2 separate regions of the Homo sapiens genome follow, and region 2 is linked to region 1. The links are chromatin contacts, found by Hi-C or POLR2A ChIA-PET in ENCODE. All regions are on one chromosome and are shown on one strand. Each heading gives the region's core, a stretch centred on a gene start or an enhancer-like site at or near the end of the contact. The rest is flanking DNA. Distances are from core to core; before and after follow the strand shown.

The links. A loop is a pair of places that touch in the nucleus more often than their neighbours do. ChIA-PET counts read pairs that join two places held with the same protein, here RNA polymerase II (POLR2A). Pooled maps may share reads with other maps.
Region 2: a pooled map shows a loop between it and region 1 (5-fold over the local background). The contact joins two enhancer-like sites. A Hi-C loop is called at or near these places in 2 of 50 pooled maps. POLR2A ChIA-PET finds 5 or more read pairs at or near these places in 2 of 52 experiments (B cell and OCI-LY7).

The regions. Positions count from the first base shown.
Region 1 is chr11:125,509,593-125,517,305 of GRCh38, reverse strand. No RefSeq gene overlaps it. Among named protein-coding and RNA genes, the nearest start is that of FEZ1, 17 kb to the right of the region's middle. Within about 2 kb of position 2,890, at least 9 of the 41 ENCODE cell types and tissues checked have a DNase peak (open chromatin) inside an H3K27ac peak, as active enhancers do; they include OCI-LY7, where a contact is called at or near this core.
Region 2 is chr11:126,184,305-126,192,017 of GRCh38, reverse strand. No RefSeq gene overlaps it. Among named protein-coding and RNA genes, the nearest start is that of RPUSD4, 23 kb to the left of the region's middle. RefSeq lists an enhancer at 5,375-6,300. Within about 2 kb of position 3,322, at least 2 of the 41 ENCODE cell types and tissues checked have a DNase peak (open chromatin) inside an H3K27ac peak, as active enhancers do; they include OCI-LY7, where a contact is called at or near this core.

The sequences.
Region 1 (7,713 bases), core at 1,641-4,140:
AGAAAGGCAGCTGGGGGGGTGGAGGGAAGGGAAGAGGTGGGAAGTAGTCCTTAGGAATAGGGGAGGGGGAAGCAGCCTTCCTTCCTGCAGAGGAGAGAAAAAGGAGGAAAGGAGGGCAGCTGGACCCAAGGAGAATCCGCTGATGAGTTCAAACCTCACTCCTTAATTCAGCTGAGGTGGGCCTTAGAGCAGGGCTGGGAGCCAAATGTGGAACTAAGATCTAAACCTATTGATATTTTTCTGTTCTGAAGTATAACTCAGGAACACCAAGAAAAGAGTAGGGGCTGGAGACACAGAGTAAATGATCCTACAACACGTGTGCAAATTTTGACGTCAAGCTTTGGTTGCAGGCAAAATACCACCCAGAGCTTTTTCGGGCTCTGGAGCCCAAGAACCTTTTATTAAAGATATCTAGGGACAAGGACATTTCCAAGCAGCACCTAAAGCAAGAAAAAAAAAATCTTTGCAATAATGTTGAGAATGTCTGGGAATATAGTAAAAGCAGAAACAAACAAATGAAGGGACCAAGAAACCCTCAGAAAGATAAAAAGTTTATTTTAAACTGAAACCATTTGAGCTACAGCAGATGCAGATAGAAATCATATCTGGACTTCCCTGATCTGACTAAAGCAGAGCCTCCCAAAATACGACTGCCATTAACCCCCCTTCAGGTTTGGGAGAATCCCCAGATTTGGTCTAATTCAGCTTCCAGCCAGAAAGAAGACTGTACATTAGCATCAGAATAAAAAAGCCCAATAGAATCTTCCATACATTCCCAATGAAGCCTTAACCACCATTCCCTTTTGTTAAACTGATGCAGTCACACGTACCCCTGGCTATTTTTGCCAGGGATTACCCTTTACTGAGTACTCCCCCATGCATGTGTAAATAATCCTTGTCTTTTCTTCTGTGGATCTGTCTATCATCAATTAATTTGCAGTCCCCCAAGCCCCAAACACACACTACAACATAGTTGGTGGAAGAAAAGACTTCCTTCCAACACAGACAAAAACCCATTAGGGAAAAATAACTATTGCAGAAGAAGGAGTGAGCAGCAGCGTGGTTAGCAGAGCCCTGCCAGTACTTGTTTTAGACTCAGCTAAAATCCTTCTCAGCATTTTTTTTTTTTTGCACTGGAGTCTCGCTCTGTCACCCAGGCTGGAGTGCAGTGGTGCAGTCTCGGCTCACTGCATCCTCTGCCTCCCAGGTTCAAGTGATTCTCCTGCCTCAGCCTCCGAGTAGCTGGGATTACAGGCGCCCGCTGCCACACCCAGCTAATTTTTGTATTTTTAGTAGAGACAGGGTTTCACCATGGTGGCCAGGCTGGTCTCGAACTCCTGACCTCAGATAATCTGCTCGCCTCGGCCTCCCAAAGTGCTGGGATTACAGGCGTGAGCCACAGCGCCTGGCTCATTCTTGTTTTTTTTGATGAACATAGTGGGAACGTGGCTATCCTGAACTTTGGAGTCAGATGGCTCTCTGGGTTAGAACTCCTGCCTTACCCCTTCTTAGCTGTGTGAGCCTTGAACAAATTATCCCATCCCTGAGAGCCTGTTTTCTCATTTTCCTAAACAAAGGGTAATCATACATACTTTATAAGGTCATTGTGCAAATAAAATGAGATGAAAAGTTTAACAAACAGTATTGTTAGGTAAAGCTCCTTACATAGTAAGCACATAAATGGCTGCTCTTGTTACGCTGCTTGCTTTTTAGAAATGAATCTGTTTGGGTAGTAGTGTAGCATCACCTGAGACCTGACTAAGCTTTTGTTTGCTTATTTGTTTAAGATTCATTGACTTTTTAAAAAATCACACTTTTACTGAGATATAATCACATACCATAAAATTTACCTTTTCATTTATTATTTAGAGACAGGGTCTTGTTCTGCTGTGCAGGCTAGAGTGCAGTGGTGTGATCACAACTCACTGCAGCCTCTACCCCTTAGGGTCAAGTGATCCTCCTGCCTTCTTAGTCTCCCAAGTAGCTGGGGCCACAGGTGTGTGCCACCCTACCCAGCTAATTAAAAAAAAACTTGTTTGTAGAGATGGGGTCTTGCTATGTTGGCCAGTCTGGTCTTGAACTCCAGGATTTAAGCAATCTTCCTGCTTTGGCATTCCAAAGTGCTGGGATTATAAGCATGAGCCACAGCATCCAGCCACACTTTTTTTTTTTTTTTTTTTGAGATGGAGTTTTGCTCTTGTTGCCCAGGCTGGAGTGCAATGGCGCAATCTTGGCTCACTGCAACCTCCGCCTCCCAGGTTCAAGTGATTCTCCTGTCTCATCCTCCCAAATAGCTGGGATTACAGGCATGTGCCACCCCATTTGGCTAATTTTGTATTTTTAGTAGAGACAGAGTTTCTCCGTGTTGGTCAGGCTGGTCTTGAACTCCCGACCTCAGGTGATCCGCCTGCCTCGGCCTCCCAAAGTGCTGAGATTACAGGCGTGAGCCACCACGCCCAACCAGCCACCCTTTTAAACTACACAATTCAGTGGCTTTTAGTATAGTCACAGAGTTGTGCAACAATCACATAACTACTTCCTTTTACTATCTACCACAATTTAATTTTAGTGCATTTTCATCATCCCACCCCCCGCCACACACACACCCTGCCAAACTAAAGAAACCACACATCCGTTAGCAGTCACTCTCCACAGCCCCTGGCAACCACCAATCTACTTTATGTTTCTATTGTGAAAAGAAATTACATTTTGGGACCCCAGAGTCATTTAGCCAAAGGGAAAAGTCAAAAATCAGATATGCATTTGTGTCTGGCAGGCCTGTACCTGTAAAGATAACCTATCAATTTGCATGCCACAGTGATGTTTTAGCAGCTCACCAGGAATTTCCTTGTGGGCAAAATATGGGGAAATTCCCAGTGAGCTGTTAAAACGTCACTATGGCAATGCAAATTGTTAGGTCATCTTTACAGGTGCAGGCCTGCCAGACACAAATGAATATCTGATTTTTCCCCTACTCCATTTTGTCTGTGTTATCTTATGTAAAATGCAGATTCCCCACATTTTTCCTTTGCCCCTTTTGCTTATGTGAAAACTGTGTGCTTCTCAATATCCCACCCTTTCCCCCTTAAATTTGGAGCCTCAAAATCATCTTCAGAGAAAGGCATAGACCTGTCTCCAGGATGCGTCCTTAACTTTGGCAAATAAATCTAAAATGATTGAGACTTGTCTCATCATTTTCTTCAATTGACACTATGTAGACATTTCATGTACATGAAATTACGTACCATGTGCCTTTCTGTGTCTGCTGTCTTTCACTCAACATAATGCTTTCAAGCTTATCTGTGTTGTAGCATTGTATCAGTATTTTGTTCTTTTTATGGCTGAATGACATTTCATTGCATGGATATACCACAATTTGTTTATCCATTTATCCCTTGATGGACATTTGGGTTTGTAGGAGTGAAAGGAACTCTCCTTCCACCCTTTAAAGGCTCGATAATCTCTGGAATAAACTTGACAGTAGACAGATTAACAGGAGAAAAGGCATACAAATTTATTACATGCATATGTATAGGAGTTCCACAAAATATGAGACACAAAGGAGGGCCAGATGGTTGAAGCTTAAATAGCATTGTGAGCTACAGAAAAAATTAGCTTGGCACAGTGGCTCACACCTGTAATCCTAGCACTTTGGGAAGCTGAGGTGGGAGGATGGCTTGAGCCCAGTAGTTCCAGATCAGCCTGGCCAATGTGGCAAAACCCTATCTCTACCAAAAATGCAAAACTTAGCTGGGTGTGGTGGCATGCCCCTGTAGTTCCAGCTACTCAGGTGGCTGAGGTAGGAGGATCACTTGAACCAGGGAGATCAAGGCTGCAGTGAGTACAGTGAGCTGTAATTGCACCCACTGCACCCCAACCTAGACAACAGAGTGAGACCCTGTCTCAAAAAAAAAAAAAAAAAAAAAAAGAATTAGAAGCTTAAAGACTCCTGGAGGGTGGTGGCAACAAGCTGTGGGAGAGTGAGGGGAGGAAGAGCACTGCAAGCAAAGGTTGTCTTATTATGCAGAAGAAGTCTCTCAGGTAGCTCTCAGAAGCATAAGTGAAAAGTCTGTCTGGGCATGATGTCCTAGATGTGGAGACATTTAGTCTCCTCTCTTAGAGATCATATAGATTCCAGGGAGTGAGTTCATGACACTTCATTTCTTCTGGAGGGATTTCTCTTAGTCAGATAAAGGAAATGTCAGAGAAAGTGCTTCCCTATGCTTTGGGAGAAAAAGAGAATCAAGACATAGTAAGCAGGGAAAGGTCAGAGAGACCTTGGTTCTGAGGCCCTTTCCTTTAAAAAATTTTGTTTTGCTTTTTTTTGTTGTTGTTGTTTTTTGTTGTTGTTTGTTTTTTTGAGACAGGATATTGTTCTGTCACCCAGGCTGGAGTGCAGTGGCACCATTACAGCTCCCTGCAGCTTCACCCTCCCAGGCTCAAGTGATTCTCCCACCTCAGCCCCCCAGGTAGCTGGGACCACAGGCATGTGCCACCATGTCCAGCCCATTTTTAAATTTTTTTGTAGAGACAGGATCTCACTATGTAGCCCAGGCTGGTCTTAGGCTCCTGGGCTCAAACAATTCTTCCCACCTTGGCCTCCCAAAATGCTAGGATTACAGGTGTGAGCCATTGTACTCTGCCAGAGGCTGCTTCTTTAGTTCAAAGTACTCAGCATTTCAAAATGCCATATTTTCTGACCCCCAAAAGGTTGTTTCAACTTTTTTGGTTATGATGAATAAAGCTGCTATGTACATTTGTGAACACGTTTTTGTGTGTATGTATTGATCAAGTTTTATTTAATGATTTATCAGGCCTCATGGCCTACGTGATATGATCAGGTAAAGGAATGGGAAATATAAAAGAGCAGCTGATGCTCTTTTGTTCTTGTGTTTCCAGTTGGAGTGGCGAGCCACTCTCACCACCTCTAGTTTCTTTTTCTTAACCTACTTTGCAAGCCACTCTCATGTCCTGTGTCAGCTGGGGTGTGAGTTTTCATCCCAATTGGTGAGCCACGCTCGCTGCCCCAGCCCCTCTGGGTCGGATTAATAGTCACGCCCCTGGACATGATCAGGCTCCTCTTCTGTCCTTATGGGACAGGTCCTGCCTTGGGACTCAATACTTGACCGTGGTTCCTGAAGCACACTGTTTCTGGAATTGTCCTGTAGCCTCTCAAGTTTTGTTGTGCTGCTGGTTAGGGGTGCCGGGTCACAGGAGAGCTGATTTCCTTTCTGGGCTGAAGTTCTCCCGGCGGCGCCTGGGGTCACAGGTTTCCTTTGACCTGGGGCTCCAGCCCCACAGGCAAAGGAGACAGTAAATCTGCCATCTCCACTCCTCCTGGCTGGCTCTCCAAGAAATGTTGCGGGACACAGAGGACTAGAGAGACTAGTACGGGTGAATACAGGAGGATATTTATTTTAAGGTACGCACTGGCTCAGCTTTTTAGATGTGAATCCACTGAGCCATTGTGTACCTTAAAATAAATACCTCTTGTATTCACCCGTACTAGTCTCTCTAGTCCTCTGTGTCCCGCAACAATTCCTTCTTTAGAAATTTTCTGCTGGCTACACCTTCCTTTTTCTTCCTCCTATTTTCTTTTCTTTTCTTTTTTTTTTTTTTTTTTGAGACAGAGTCTTGCTCTGTCACCCAGGCTGGAGTGCAGTGGGGCGATCTCGGCTCACTGCAAACTCTGCCTCCTGGTTTCAAGTGATTCTCCTGCCTTAGCTTCCTGAGTAGCTGGGATTACAGGTGGCTGCCACCACACCTAGCTAATTTTTATATTTTTAGTAGAGATGGGTTTTCACCATATTGGCCAGGTTGGTTCGAATTCCTGACCTTGTGATCCACCTGCCTCAGCCTCCCAAAATGCTGGGATTACAGGCATGAGCCACTGTACCGGCCTCTTACTCCTGTTTTCACTCTCCCTATAGAGCAGTTGGTTTCAGGGGATATCCAGATGTGACACTCTGAAATGCTCACAGAAGATACTCTTAAAGTGTGGAGGAGAGGGAGAAGAAAGACAACAGCACATAAAAATCAGACTTATTATTCAAGAACAATTAAAATATCATTTAGAAACATTCTTTTTTTTTTTTTTTTTTAGATGGAGTCTTGCTCTTGTCACCCAAGCTGGAATGCAATGGCATGATCTCGGCTCACTGCAACCTCTGCCTCCTGGGTTCAAGCAATTCTCTACCTCAGCTTCCCGAGTAGCTGGAATTACAGGCGCCTGCCACCACACCTGGCTAATTTTAGTATTTTTAGTAAAGATGGGATTTCACCACATTGTCCAGGCTGGTCTCAAACTCCTGACCTCAGGCGATCCACCCGCCTTGGCCTCCCAAAGTGCTGGGATTACAGGCGTGAGCCACTGTGCCTGGCCAGGAACATTGTTTTAAACTTTTTTTTTTTTTTAATTAACACAGGGTCTCACTCTATCACCCAGGAGGGAGTACGGTGGTGTGATCTCAGCTCATTGCAACCTCTGCCTCCCAGGCTCAAGTGACCCTCCCACCTCAGCCTCCTGAGTAGCTGGAACTACGGGTGTGCACCACCACACTCAGCTAATTCTTGTATTCTTTTTGTAGAGATGGGGTTTTGCCATGTCACTCAGGCTGATCTCAAATTCCTGAGCTTAAGTGATACACCTGCCTCGGCCTCCCAAAGTGTTGGGATTACAGGCATGAGCCAGTGCACCTGGCCATGTGTCAAACTTTTTTAGAGACAGAATATATATACTAAAAAGTACACAACTTAATTAATTATCACTGACACAAATTATTTGGGAATTGCATATCTCCACCAAGGTAAGGATAGGTAAAGTGTTACCAGTGCTAGGGCTCAGAAAATGATACCTCAAAATATGAAGCTTTGGCAGGCTGAGTGCTTTGAACAAAAGAGATTGAAAGGTCTTAGAAATAAGACTTAGAACAAAGCTCTCTCTGTGACCTCCTCCTTCCCTCTTTTCCCTTAGGAAGTGCAGTGAGAGGTCATCTCTGAAATTCCTTTATCTGGCCGTGTGTGGTGGTTCACACCAGTAATCCCAGCACTTTGGGAGGCTGAGATGGGTGGATCACCTGAGGGCAGGAGTTCGAGACCAGCCTGGCCAACATGGTGAAACCCCATCTCTCCTAAAAATACAAAAATTAGCTGGGTGTGGTGACAGATGCCTGTAACCCCAGCTACTCAGGAGGTTGAGGCAGGAGAATTGCTTGAATCCAGGAGGTGGAGGTTTCAGTGAGCCGAGATTGGGACATTGCACTCCAGCCTGGGTGACAAGAGCAAAACTCTGTCTCAAGCGAAAACAAAAACAAACAAATAAACAAACAAACAAAAAGGCTGGGTGGTGGCTCACACCTGTAATCCCAGCACTTTGGGAGGCTGAGACAGGTCGATCACGAGGTCAGGAATTCAAGACCAGTTTGGCCAACATGGTGAAACCCTGTCTCTACTAAAAATACAAAAATTAGCAGGGTGTGATGGCAGGCACCTGTAATCCCAGCTACTTGGGAGGCTGAGGCAGAGAACTGCTTGAACCAGAGAGCTGGAGGTTGCAGTAAGCCGAGATGGCGCAACAGCACTCCAGCTTGGGCAACAGAGTGAGACTCTGTCTCAAAAAAAAAAAAAGAAAGAAAGAAATTCCCTTATCTGACTGAGGGGAGTTCATCCAGAAGGAATGCAATTGTCTTGGGCCCTCTTCCTGGGATTTACATT
Region 2 (7,713 bases), core at 2,073-4,572, 670 kb before region 1:
GATCCCAGCCAGGGATGAGCGAGTGTACACTTGGAGCAGGAAGGCAGGTCTCCTAATGGAAAGACAAGGCAACTGGGTTCTTTTTAAATTCTGCCGCTAGCTAGCTGTGTCACCATCTTTCCAGACCTCAGTTTCCTCACCTGTAAAATGGGCAGTTGAGACAAAGTTGATGATCTCAGTCTCTAGATAAGACAATCTCTGAGATCCTTTCTAGTTTCAAGACCCTGAGTCTGGTTATGCCAAGATTACTTATTCGGGAGAAGACACAACATCCCTAATCCCTTACTGGAACCCACAAATTCAGCATCTCAGAGAAGGGCAGTGTAGAAACTCAATGTTAAGATCCAGTTTAGAATCCAGACTGTACTTGGAAGTGAAACCTCCCAGAAGGGACCTGGACATCGGGCCTTTTACTATCCTGCCCGGGGCCTTCCCGTCCTTTCTGGGGCCTGGCATCCTGCACGGTGCCTGGGCTGGGAAGGACGGGCCTGGCATCCCAGGCAGTGACTGGTCACACTGCAGCTTGCCATAACAAAATATCACAGTTTGCTGGGGCTACCGTAACGAAATATCACAGCCTGGGTGGCTTAGACAATAGAAATTCATTTGCTCATGGTTCTGGAGGCTGGAAGTCCAAGATCCAGGTGTTGGCAGGCTTGGTTTCTCTGGAGGCCTCTCTGTTGCTGATGGCTGCCTTCTCTGTGTGCGCTCACACAGCTTCTCCTCGGTGTGGGCCTGTGATCTGATTGCCTCTTCTTACAGGGACACTGGTCAGAGTGGGTGAGGGCACGTCCTCGAGGCTCCATTTCAATGGACTCACCCCCTTAAAGGCTTATCTCCAAGGGTCGTCACATTCTGAGGTACTGGGGTTGAGTCTTCAACACAGGAATTTGGGAGAGACAGTCAGCCCATAGCACACACCAGCCACTGCTGGGGAAGGTGGTCACAGCAGCAGAGGCTGGCTTCTATCGGACACTTGCCGCGAGCCAGGCACGGTGCTGGGGCTGTGCCGTGTGAGCTCATTGAATCCCGCAGTGCTTCCACGAAGGAGATATTTCAGAGATGAGGAAATCAGCTTGGGCAGACTGCCTGAGGGCATGCACCTGGAAAGCCAGGAAACAGGCCTGGACGCACGGACTTACCCACGGTACTATGTTGCTGCCCGATTAGATTTCTAGCACTTTCTCTAGAGGAGGAGGGTCATGCGGTTACGCTCTTTGGGGCCATTAGTCTGTTTTTCTAGAGTCCTAATGGGAATGAAGAACAGCCCTAACTCTGCTATTCTGACTGCAGTTTGGGGGAGAACTAGGAAAGGAAAAGCAGAAAAAGGGGGTCAGTTCCTCCACACTGCATATGGAGAAGGGCATTCCAAGCTGAATTAGTGGCTTTGACTCCGGAGAGGGCAGGCCATGCCCAAGTGGTTGTTAGAACCTCAGGAGCACATGTGAGGAGCCCCCAGGCTAGCTTAGGAGATGGCCTTGGAAATGGGAGGGGGCACAGTTGTTTCCCAAACTGGGCGGGACTTGGGGAACCCCCATCTGGGATTGTCCACCATGGATGTGAAGACCAAGGGCTCAGGGAGTGAAGGTCATGGCAGATACCCCCAGCCAAGGTGGCTGGCCTGGGAGTGGGAAGATGCCAGGAGAACACAGCATGGCCAGCAGCTCCCTGGGGCTGTCTGACAGCTCCTGAAGGGCCTCGGGTTCCACACGGAGTGTGGGGTGGTTTGAAGGTGTTGGCATGAAGCCAGTGCTCCTTGGTTCCTGGTGTGGGGGCCAGAAGCTCAGAATACTGGGGCTAAGGGAACCCCCTACATCTGACATCAATTCTTTTCCCTGTCCCCAAATGGGGGCTGGAGTGGGGAAGGGTTGAGGTTGTCATGTCCAAAGCTCTTTCCTTCTCATCCTCCTAAGCACCCAGCATCACTCATCCCTGGACAATTTAGCTGCCATCAGCACCTGCTGTTTGATGCAGAAAGAGGGGAAGGGGAGGTCAGAGGAGGGAGGAGAGCAGAGGGGACACCAGAGGCTTTGTTCCCAGGTGCCCACCTCCTAGGGAGGGAGGGGTGGGGGTCAGTGGCAGCCCCATGCCCTATCTGGCAGGCAATCCTGTGTCTGAGTTTGGGAATTAAGCTGTCCTCGCCTCTCCAGCATGAATGAGGCCTGGGGGACTGTGACAAGAGCTGTCAGTGCTGGTATCCTGTGCCAGTAATCGCTCAAAAGGCCAGGCAGCTCAGGACGCCTGGGAAAGATGGGATGGAGAGGGCAGGGTCCAGGGCCTGCTGGGGAGGGGCCAGACAGGAACACAGACACCTTTGTGTGCACCTGATCAGTGCCAGCCACTGGCTGCTTCCTGTCGGAGGGGCTTTGTCCCTGTCCTGTCTCCCATGCCTGGACTTTAGGCAACTCTGGGCCTAGGGCCACATCCAACCACACTGTGTTCTGTCCCCAGCGCTTGCTCGGGGCCAGGCTCCGAGCTTCCCCTGAAAGCTTGTCCTGGAGGGGATCGAACTTCAAGGCGAGGCAGGTGACGGTGAATGTCTTGACGGCCCTCAGCAGATGGGGCTTTTACTGAGGTTGAGTTTCTTTCTGGCAAGAAGTTTTGGGGACCAGGGTTCTAGGCCGTGGGCCCCAGCCCAGCTCATTCCAAAACCATTAGGCCAGGTAACCGCAGCAGCACAGTGGGGCCAGGTGACAGCTGGAGCAGCTGCAGACAGCCTCAGTCCCCAGCGTGCTGACATGTTAGAAGTACACGTCACTATCTCAGCAGTCAGCCGCCACATCTGGAACTGCTCTCGGCCTCCTCTAATTGCCTCATTATTTTCCGAGGAAAAGCGCCCCCGTCCCCAGCTCTCCGTTGCTGTCCCTTCCCTCTGGCCTGTCCCGAAATCCACCTGAATGAGCCCCAGACCAGGGTTTGGGATTCTATGGGGGAGGGGAGGGCATCTCTCCAACTTGCAGGCCCTAGAAAAGAGAGAAACCACACATGGACCTGGCTTTGTCCCTGGTGCCCGGAACGCAGGGTCCTTGAAGAATTCAGGTGGATCCCTTGGAACACGCAAGACTCTGACCCCTCTTCCTGTCAGCAAGTGTCTGTCGTGCACAACATTGTCTGAAACTAGGGAGAGGGCAAGGAAGCAGAAGATACAGTTTCTGCACACAGTGCACCTGCCATCTAGGTGGAAAGACAAAAAGGAAGTGGAGAACCAGTCAGGCGAGGTGTGGCTTATAATCCTGACCGCATCTCATTTGTCCACCCATCACCTAGGGGCCCGGGCTGTGTGTTGGCCGTAGTGGGTGTCGAGATGCAGCTGTAGCCCTGTCCTGGAGCACCTGACATGTTTCAGAGAGATTGCAGGAGAGGCACCCAGGCATCCGGAGATCACTAGCAAAATGCCGATGCAGCCTGGGTGGGGAGGGGGCCTTCCTGGGGACCTGAGAGCTTTCAGGAGGAGAGAAGGGAGGGGCATTCCAGAGGAAGGAGTGCTGTGGTTTCTAGATGTGTCTGCAAGCAGTGTGGTGTGTTACTGCAGTGTAGAGCTTGTGGCAGGGAGCGACATGGCTGGAGAAGTAGCAAACTTGGGGAGCTTGGATCCTGACCCATAGGGGAGGGGAGCACGAGACGGCAGAGGTCAGAAAGCCCAGGGAGGGGGAGGTAGGTAGCACAGAGCTGTTGCGGAGTCAGGGCCGTGGCACACCTGGAGGCCTGCGCCGTCCTGATAATCCTCTCAGCCGGTGACTAAAGGAGCCCTCCAAGCAGCAGACAAGTTACCCCTCAACATCAAGACACCCAGAAACTCCCCGGCTTCAGCTCTCCCTGGGTCTCAGGTCACCACTTAGCCCAGCTGTGTCCGGTGCAGACCTGGAAGGAGTGTGGGAGGATCTGTTTGGCTGGTGGGTCTTAGGGTCCTTCTTTTTTTTTTTTCTTGAGATGGAGTCTCGCTCTGTCACCAGGCTGGGGTGCAGTGATGTGATCTCAGCTCACTGCAGTCTCCACCTCCCGGGTTCAAGCAATTCTCCTGCCTCAGCCTCCCGAGTAGCTGGGACTACAGGTGCGTACCACCACGCCTGACTAATTTTTGTATTTTTAGTGGAGACGGGGTTTCACCATGTTGGTCAGGATGGTCTCAATCTCCTGACCTCGTGATCTGCCCACCTCAGCCTCCCAAAGTGCTGGGATTACAAGTGTGAGCCACCCTGCCACCCTACCCAGCCCTTAGGGTCCTTCTTGTACTTGTTGGGGGCTCCTTGTTCCTGGAAGCCCACGGTCTCCCCCACCTGCCCAAGGTGGGCCCTGGGTGGGCCACTCTCAGGCCCAGCGACCCGGCTGGCCTGTCCTGGGAGTCTTTGCAGCCGGAACCTCAGAAAGGATGGGGAAAGCTTGGAGCTGCATGTAGGGTTCCAGCTGGAAAAATTGGAGGGGAAGGCACACTCCATCCTGCCCCCAGCATCAACTGAGGCCAAGAATTCTCCTAACAGGGCCTGGCTCCAAAAGATGACAGGCCGCCCATCATCTGCCGGCCTCTGTTGTGGTCCCTGGCACAGTCTCTGTCCCTGTCTGACTCTCAGTGTTTATACATATTCATCCCTCTGTGCCCCAGCATGTGGTCCCTGGTTAGTGCCTTCCCCTTCTGTTAAGATTGCACTCTCGTCCCCTCGCACCTGCCTCGCTCCCTGCCTCTCATTTTCTGTCTCTTATTTTCTCTCTCCAGTCTCTCCTTCTGTGTTAATGTCCCTTCTCTCCTCTGGGTGGCAGCTTCGGCGCCATCCTCTCTTCAGCCTCCTTTTCACTGGGGAGAGCCCCTCTTAGGGGAGGCCCAGCAGCGGCCCCATGATGCAGGGGTGCTGATGAGGGTGCCTGAGCCCCCACAAGACCTGTGTGGGAGGGCAAGGAGGGATGGGCAGAGGCGAGGAGAGGGTGGTGAGAGCTACGGGCAGGGCCTTGGTCAGGGAAGTGAGGAACCTCCTTCACCTCACCCAGTCCCAGCCCGGGACGCCCTTCACAGAGACGGAGGCAGGAATGGCGCTCTTTTCTCTGGCTTCCTGCAGCTGGGGCTCTGTGGGGCCGTAGTGGACTTCAGCCTCGGACGGTCTCCACCAGCTCCTCTCTCAAACAAACAAACTGAGCCTGCTCTGCAAATGTTTGATGACCGGTCCCCTCTATACCTCCCTTGCAGCCTCCCCAGGCCCCTGCTGTATAGAAATGCTGGAGCCTCCACCACTCAGAGATGGGCACCAGCGCTGCGCTGAGTCCAAGAGGGGCGAGGCAGGCCTCTCCTGTTGCAGGGGAGTGGGGTGTACGTGGGACCCTGGGGAATGATCCTAAGGTGACAAAGTTGGGACCCTTCAGTAGCTCATAAACTGGCGTGAAGACTAAAATGAAATGGTAGGGGCGACTCCAGTCATGGGCCCCTGGGCTTAAGGCACCTCAGCACTTCATGATCCCTCAGCCGGAGCCCGGAAGCCTTCCTTGGGGGAGGTCCAGCAGGCGTCCAGCTGTCCACTCCCTGGCCTCGCCTGGCTCCCTTCCCTTGCTGGACACGCACCGAGTCACCAGGCCTGCTTCTCCCCAGGCTTCAGATGTGCAGGCGCGCCCCTTCCACTCGAGGCCTGGTGAGCGGCTTCTCTCTGCTCCATCTGGCCCCTGGGCCTGGCTGGCTAAAGCCCCTGCTTCAGGTCCAGGCTTACAGGTTCCCATCTCCCCAGGAGCCACCTGTAAACCCTGCTGAGGACCTCAGGTCCTTCTGTGTGGTCTAACAGCCCCCATGCCTGCCAGCCTCCATGCTGTCATCATAATTGAAGTTAACTCTGTTTAATGTTTTTTTTTAAGACAGGGTCTCCTCGTGTCACCCAGGCTGGAATGCAGTGGCACAGTCATGGTCCACTGCAGCCTCAACCTCCTGGGCTCAAGCTGCCCTGCCTCCTCAGCCTTTGAAGTAGCTGGGACTACAGGCGTGAGCCACTGTGCCTGGGCAGAGTTAACTCTGTGTGACGTTGTGTCTCCATTGCCCTCTGTGGGTTCAGGAACACCAACCGCACAGCTGCAATGTTCCAGTCGTTAGCTAGGCTCTTTCGTGTGGCCTGCTCCATTTAATCACCTCGGTAACCCCTTCATAGAGGAGGAAACAGAGGCTAGGAGAGGTGAAAAGTCAGCCGGGGGCGCACAGCAATCGCTGCCTTTTCTCCTCCCCAGGACTCTGAAGGGATCAGCACTGCTTTCCAAGTCCAAGTTGTGCTGCAGCAACTTCACAAAATGCCACTTTTATGCATTTATAAACACCAAGTTTAACAAACACGTGTTGAGTGCATTCCATACATTAGGCACTAGGCAAGTCTGGGGTATGGGTGGGCGTGTCCAGCAGGTCACCTGCCCATCTCTGGACCACTCGATCTCCAACCCAGCCTCTCTGTGCCGGCCAGGGCTGAGCGGGAGGGACCGGGTGTGGGGATGCGTGCGGTGGGCTGGGGGTGAGGGTGGGGTAGGGGTGGAGGGGGACCGGGTTTAATGAGGTGACTGCCACTTGTAAATGAAACAGAAGGCGGAGCTGCTTGTGTGAACCTTGACCTCTCCTGTCCAGCGTGCCTTTCATCGGGAGCTTTATGAGCAGCCGCTGTGCTCCGACGGGACCCACCGCAGCCTGGGGGAAGGCAGGGCTGGTCCCAGAGTGGAGAGGAGGCCGCCTGGGGGAGGGGTGCAGGCCTGGCTTCCACAGAGCCCTGCGCCTCTGTCCCTCTGTCGTCTCTCCCAGGAGTTTTGGAAAATAAATGGGTGGGCTGGATTTGAGAGGCGCTGCTTAGCACTGTGGATCGCACACTTGGAGACCTCTGAGAATGCACATTTCCAGGCCCATCCCTGCCGCTTCCGGTTCAGTCGGTTTGGTTTCGGGCTCGAAAATTTGTAATTCTAAAAAGCTCTCACAGTGATTCTTAAAACCAGTCAATTTTAGGAGCCACAGTCTTGCAACACAAGGTCATGCCAACTCCAACAGAATCTTCAGCTGGGATTTGAAACCCCAGTGCTCAGGGGTAATCGTCACCCCGTTTACTGAGTGTCCCCACGTACTGGACACTTATCTTGCAGCCGTTACCCATCGGACCCTCCAAATAATTCTGCAAGGTGGATGGGATTGTCTACAATTCACACATGAGCCGGAGATTAAATAACTCAACCAAGGGGATCACTTCTCCGCCTTTTGGCTAAGATCAAGTGTAACTCAACCAAGGAGAAACAGAACTGAGATTCGAAAATGGTTCATCTCACTCCAAAAGTTCTCATGTCAAGCAGATACTCTTTATGACGCTTACATAAAGGTGGCCGTTCACACGGAGATATCCAGAAACCCAGAAACTGCAGGAACCCAGAAATCACTGTCTTATTTTATTCTAAGTGCAGCCCCTGGAGCCAGCTTTGGACATCAAGATTAAAGACAGCCCTGCAGGGCAGAGGCACCTGGATGGCTTGTTCTCAGTTTCATCCCCAGTGTCCAGCACAGGCCTGGTACATAGGAAATGCTTGGGACATGCTTGTCAAATGGGTAGTAAATACTGACCAAAAGAACAAAATAAAAGGGCCCTGGATACAAAGCCTCAGGCGGCCCCTTCTTCATTGTACACCTCTGCATCCAGCAGAAGAGTTTTCCTTTCTCTTGTGAGCAGAGGAAGTGGGCTTGGCTGGAAGGAGTACAGTTCTGGGGAAGGGCCCTGGGTGTGACCT